Regions from separate parts of the Homo sapiens genome. Here region 1 is linked to region 2. Evidence: read pairs that join two places in POLR2A ChIA-PET (ENCODE). Cell type or tissue: OCI-LY7. All regions are shown on one strand. Links, peaks and the distances in the headings refer to the core of each region. The heading gives the core; the rest is flanking DNA. Region 1 has its middle 170 kb from the start of MIR3201. Region 2 has its middle 160 kb from the start of MIR3667.

What was found. Peaks named below come from ENCODE experiments on the same cell type or tissue, not always from the same donor. Only the 100,000 strongest peaks of a DNase experiment are listed, where the experiment ranks them.
Region 1: POLR2A ChIA-PET joins it to region 2 with 5 read pairs; 1 of 35 experiments calls an interaction of 5 or more read pairs at or near these places.

What each region holds. Positions count from the first base shown.
Region 1 is chr22:48,103,464-48,106,375 of GRCh38, forward strand. No RefSeq gene overlaps it. Among named protein-coding and RNA genes, the nearest start is that of MIR3201, 170 kb to the right of the region's middle. In OCI-LY7, for the core only: no CTCF peak of the experiment used is centred there; a DNase peak (open chromatin) is centred at 1,539; H3K4me3 peaks cover 419 bases.
Region 2 is chr22:49,378,980-49,381,891 of GRCh38, forward strand. No RefSeq gene overlaps it. Among named protein-coding and RNA genes, the nearest start is that of MIR3667, 160 kb to the right of the region's middle. In OCI-LY7, for the core only: no CTCF peak of the experiment used is centred there; a DNase peak (open chromatin) is centred at 1,672; H3K4me3 peaks cover 2,101 bases; H3K27ac peaks cover 2,500 bases.

The DNA.
Region 1 (2,912 bases), core at 320-2,819, 1.3 Mb before region 2:
AGGAGAAAGATCTTCATCCACATGGGAGTGTTCTTCTTCCAGAGTCATTAGAAGCCTCTTTCCCAGCAGAGGCGCTGAGAGGGTGGAGGACTGCTCTGAGCTTCCAACAGCCTGTCGCCCTCCGTCTGACCTGCACGTTTCCAACACACACTTGGCACTGGTTACTCTGCTCTGGATGTGTTCCTCGTGGTCAGCATCCACTGAAAGGGAGTGTAACCCCGGACGCGGTTGCAATCCTGCAATCCTGCAGTGGGTGCACTTTGCCCTTTCCCAGGCTGGCCCCTCTGTAGGGGGCTGGGGTCCCTCGCGTGCGGGGCAGCCCGTCTGATGATCTGGGCTCAGGGCTGGGGCCAGCAACACCCGCAGGTGTACACGGCATGAATCACAAACCGTTTTGTTTACCTGCGGTTGGTTTTTGTTTTAATCCAGGGAACAAGCAGGGCTTCACTTTTAACCCTACTCAATTCCATCTTGTTCACTTCAGTCCATTGTTTCGGCCTGTCAAGAGGTCTTTTCTGTCTGGACAATTTCCTCCACCACATTAGCCTCCCCTGTGAGCTTTGATCTGCACATTTGACAAGCAGGTCTGTTACAGCTCATCCAAGTCATTGATAGAAACGGACCAGGATGGGGAGTGGACAGGTGCCACTGGAGACTTCCCTCCAACTTGACATTGATCCATTAATCAATATGCTCCACAGCTCTGCCACTCCCTGACAGCTACAGCCTCTCTTCCAGGGTTCTCCATGGGGCCCATGGTAACAGAGTGGGGACTCCACACAACTCCCCTGTTGCCTGGGTGGGGAGTCTACCAGAAGTCTCAGGGTCCCGAGGAACGTGTATTCCTGGGCTGCACCCTTCTGAAAACCACAGTGGCCTGCCGTCTTCACGGGCACCACGCTGTTGTGGGTCCTGGTTACCCTCTGCCCGCTGACATCCTCTATCTATCGCTGTGTTGGCTTGGAGCTCTTCAAACCCTTCCAAGCAGCATCCCTGATGCCGCCAGCAGAGCCAGGGCTACTTCTCCTTGGCTGCACTTGGCTCATCTGGCGTCCAGATGCCCCTTGCTGCAGGCTGCACACCCTATGTGCAGGTGCCCAGGACGCCTGGGCGGAGGCTCCATGTCGTACTCATTCTCTGTCTCACCCTCCCCACGTCCAGCGTGGAGCCCTTCGTAGACACTCAATAAACATGAGCGTATGGACTGACCAAATCTTTCCATTCTCAAATGCATCTCGCAGGGCAGGGGTCGATACAGATGGCTTGTGTGGCCAAATGTGGCCCTGCTGCCTGCTTTTGCAGGGTCTGTGAGCTAAGACGTTTTAAAAAACATTTTTAAATAGGAAAAAATTTAAACATACCACTTCATGATACATGGCAATGATATGAAATTCAAATTTCAGTGTCTATAAATAAAGTCCCACTGGAACGCAGCCACGCTCTGCACTGACGTGTCACCCACGGCTACCCCCACACTGCCGCAGCTGAATCGGGGAGTTGAGGCCGACACTGCATGGTTCACAAACCCGAAAATAGGTGCTCACTTGCCCTGTACGTACGTTTGCTGATTCCCCGCTTGGAGGGAAATGGGTCTGCTTAGGACAGAAGAAACATCCACAGGCGAAATGCATTCATTTATTCAAGAAATATTGATTTGCAGCCAGCCTGCGGGAGGCGAGATGCTAGGTGGGGGCAATTTGGTAGGAATCTGGAGAGAAAAGGCCCTGCTCTCGCTGACATCAGAGTGAGTTAGGAGAAACAAAAAGCAAGGAAAGAAACAAAAATAATTCCGTATGATGAAAAAATGGTGTAAAATCCCAGGGAGGGGCAGCAGAGCCCCAGGACAGGGGGACAGTGGAGAAGACCTCAGAAGGGGGGCAGCCTAGGGGCGGGGGGAGAGGAAAGATGGGGCAGGTGGGCTGGGTGTGAGGTTCTTGGGGCAGGTGCAGCAGGGAGAGAGGCCGGGACAGATGGATGAGGCCCTGGCAGGCAAAGGGCTGGGCGTTGCTCCAGCGGGACCAGAGGGCTTTAAACAGGGACGCGCCACCATGGGATTTGCATCCTGAGAAGAGCTGGGAAGACCCACAGGCAAGCACCAAGCCTTGGGTGGTGACACAGGAGAGGGCGACATAGCCTCTGTCTCCAAAGAGCTCTTGTGTTTGCAACGTGAGCTCTCGGAAATGTTAGGTCCTGGGGGCCAGAAGCAGGGTTTTTTTTTTTTTTTTTTTTTTTTTTCATAGAGACAAAAAATAATTTGCTGCCTTGCTCATGTGTTCCTCCATCCCCCCGTTTACCCTTCCTTTCTCCCTCCCTCCTTTCATCAGACTGTACCCAGCGCTGGGGGTCCAGGGCACACACACACCCACATCCCTCTGCTCTCCCTGCTTTCAGCCCCTGAGTCTCTGGGAGCCTCCCTGTCACCCCGCAAAGTAGCACTGCACTTGCTCATCCCTTTTCTCTCTTTTTCAGGAAAGCTCATCATCATACTGTTTACCTATTTCTGTTGTTTGTTTGGTCTCTCTCTCCCTACAGTTTCACTAGGATAAGGAATATTTCTCTTTTCTTCATAGCTGAATCTCCAGTGCCTAGAACCCAGAGCAGGCGCTCTGGAAAGATTATGAAATAAATTGATGTAACCCTTGATTACAAGAATAGCTGAGAGAAAACTGAATGAATGGTGCCTGCAATGTCTCTTCCATGGCTAACACCTTTCGCCCATGTGGAGTCTGCCCTACTTCAGGAGATTCACAATGGACGGGACGCATTCTGCTTTCAAAGCACAGTACCTGCCCCTGACGTTCAAAGCCCGCGTTCTCCAGGTTTCTGATGTCCTGTTCTCCTTCTCTTCATGTGTTTGCTTTTCAAGCTGGCTTGGTTGGTGTTTCTCACTGCGGTTAACAGGGAATCCTGTG
Region 2 (2,912 bases), core at 192-2,691:
TGGAGAGATAAAAGAAGAAGTGCTATAAAGTCATTTTACAGAATTAATGAGGAGAGAGTTAAGCCAGAGGGAGCGATCAACAGTGTCAAATAGGAAAAGAACTCACTGTGCCCCTTGGATTTGACAATATGGAACCAGGTAGTTAATTTTTCCAGTGCAGACTTGGTGAAATAACATGACCCGGTTACAGGAGGTTAAAGACAGAATTGATGGTGATGGAGCAGACGTTTGGATAGGAAGAAGAGGACAAAGGCAGTTTCTTATCATCTTTAGTGTGGGTGCCCGTTTGAGCGAGCCTAAGAGTCATTTAATATCAGCTAAATTTCAGGAAAAACTAGATTTTGAGAAATATCACCCTCCTTATGTCTTTTTTCTCATCAGCAAAGTGTTGAATGGGTTCATTCTGCTTCCAAAAGAAAGTGAAAATCTGTGTGCAGCAGTGCAGTGGCTAAAAACAAAAAAACAAAAGTGGGGACTCCCACTTGCTTCCTGGAGGGTGTGTCCCCTCCCTCTGCTGCCTGCATTAACAGGAGGGTATTCAGGGCCATGGGGTGTGAAGTTGGGGAATAACGCACCTGCCCCCTTTCTCACACATTTGGTTTGCCAGTCTGTGCCACCTTGGGGAATGGGATCTCAGTGGGAGATTTTTTAGCCCAACTTGTCTTATGAGTTACTGCGCTGGGTCATTAGTCTTTACCGACCACTAACATGTAAGTCTTGCAGTTTGCTTCTCCTCTGTTTACCCATCTCAGAATGAAAGGCCATGAAATATTTAAAAGCATCGATTCTGCATTCCCCCGACATTATTAACAGGGAACAAAAAGTTATTTCATACCCTCATTTTGTCAGTTGCCTAAAGAACTCGAGGGACATGGAGAATTTCATAGCAGGCACCCGCAATATAACAGATTGCAAATCCTTTCAACACTTTCAGCTAAAAAGTCTGCTGAATAATTGAGCACACAGAATTGCAACCCACTTAGAAGTCTTCTCCCTAGCCAAAGGCGCAGAGGCCACCCTTGTCAACGTGGTCCCACCAAAGGTTCCACACTGCATGTGGTCAGTTCCCTGATGGAGCACTTGAGTGGTACTTCTGTGACCCAAATTGCAAAGGGTGGCTGGAAACAAAGGAGTCAGTCAGGTGGGAGAAAACAGAAGATTCTCCCAGGAAGGGGATGGTCATTACTTAGATTTCACCAAAGACCAGAACCTGTGGGGCTTAGAGGCTGAAGGGTGAATTAAAACAGCAGGATGCAGGCTTAGATCACAAATCCGAAAGGAGAGAGGCCACATCGAGGCCCCACTGTCCTGGATTAATCTCTACTTGGATGGAGTGTGTGACAAAGGCCTCAATGTGGCATATCCAAGCTCAAGGTGACTGCCTTTCTCCCCAAATGCCGTGCTTCTCCTGGCTCCCCAGCCTCGTAAAAGGGACTAAAAACTGCAGTTCTCAGGTTAGACATGAAATCAATGCATCGCCTTGTAAGGGATCCGATGAGCTCCACTCCTGCATCTGCACACCTCCCCTCAGTATGCAAATATCCCTGCAAGCAACACACACAGGATGCACCTGACCTTCTCCACTCAGTATGCAAAGATCCCTGCAAGCGACATGCACAGGATGCACCTGACCTTCTCCATTCGGTATGCAAAGATCCCTGCAAGCGACATGCACAGGATGCACCTGACCTTCTCCATTCGGTATGCAAAGATCCCTGCAAGCAACACACACAGGATGCACCTGACCTTCTCCACTCAGTATGCAAAGATTCTTGCAAGCAACACGCACAGGATGCACCTGGCCTTTGCCTCCTCAGAGAGCCTTGGCGTGTCTTCCCCATCCCTGGAAAGCTCCCTGCACCTGGTGAAATCTGAGTCACCTTTGACACCCCCACCTTCAACCTCACTTTATCCAACCTGGAGTCAGAGCAAGATCTGCAGCCACTTCAGGAAGCCCAATCATCTGGACACTTGGGGAGTGGATGGTGATGATCTGCAAGGTGTTGACTCGCCAGGCAGGCTGAGGGCAGTCCTCAGTCAACACCAAATGCAGCAGGCTCCAAGGTCTGAGCTTGGTTATGGTTCTGCTCTGTAATTAAAAGATCATGTGTCCTACTTAGCACACAAAATTCTATAAAAATTGCATGAAACAGAGCCACTCAGTCTAGAAAGCAGCTGATAGTGGCCGGCCTCAGCACACCACCATCCCCCACAGGGGTGGCCTTCAACACAGCTGCTCGTCAACTCATCCTTTCCCAAGGCTTCCAGGGCTTTCCGTGATGGAGTTCGGGTGTCCGCTCTCCCCATCCAGGTGTGTGTTCTACGAATCCACACTCCTCTCAATATCACTCCCCAGACACTTTCAGTCAGCCTTTCCTTTTCCTCCAACTCCGCTCCAACCAATCTTCAAGTGTGGTGATTTCGAGTAGAAAACATTTCTCCAGTCTATGAGGCCTCCATCTCTGGGCGATCACTCTGGTCCGAGTGGCCACCCATCTTTCTCCTGGTTCTGAAAGCACACTGTCTCTAAACCATGAATCTCACTGGGTCACACTCTTGGTTACCAGACCTCAGCTGCTTTCCACTGCCATTGGGTCGAAAATTATGACCCCACCTGCGATGTCCCACCTGCCTGGCTCTGCTTCCTCTGCATCCCTTCTAGTATGCACTCCTGTCCTGGAGGGCTGGCTGTCCTCCTGTCCTCATTCCCTAACCCTGCCCCACTGTTCCCCAGCTCAGGGCTCAGGGCTCGGGTACTGTGCGTGCCTCCTAGGAAGCCCCACCTTCCCGCCCTCCTTCTCCTGTTAACTCTTACTCCCTCCGGCTCCAGTTTACTCAGGATTCCTCTGACCACTCCATTCCAGGAAGCAGTGGGGCTCTGGACTGGCACTCTCCTTGTACCTCACATGTAA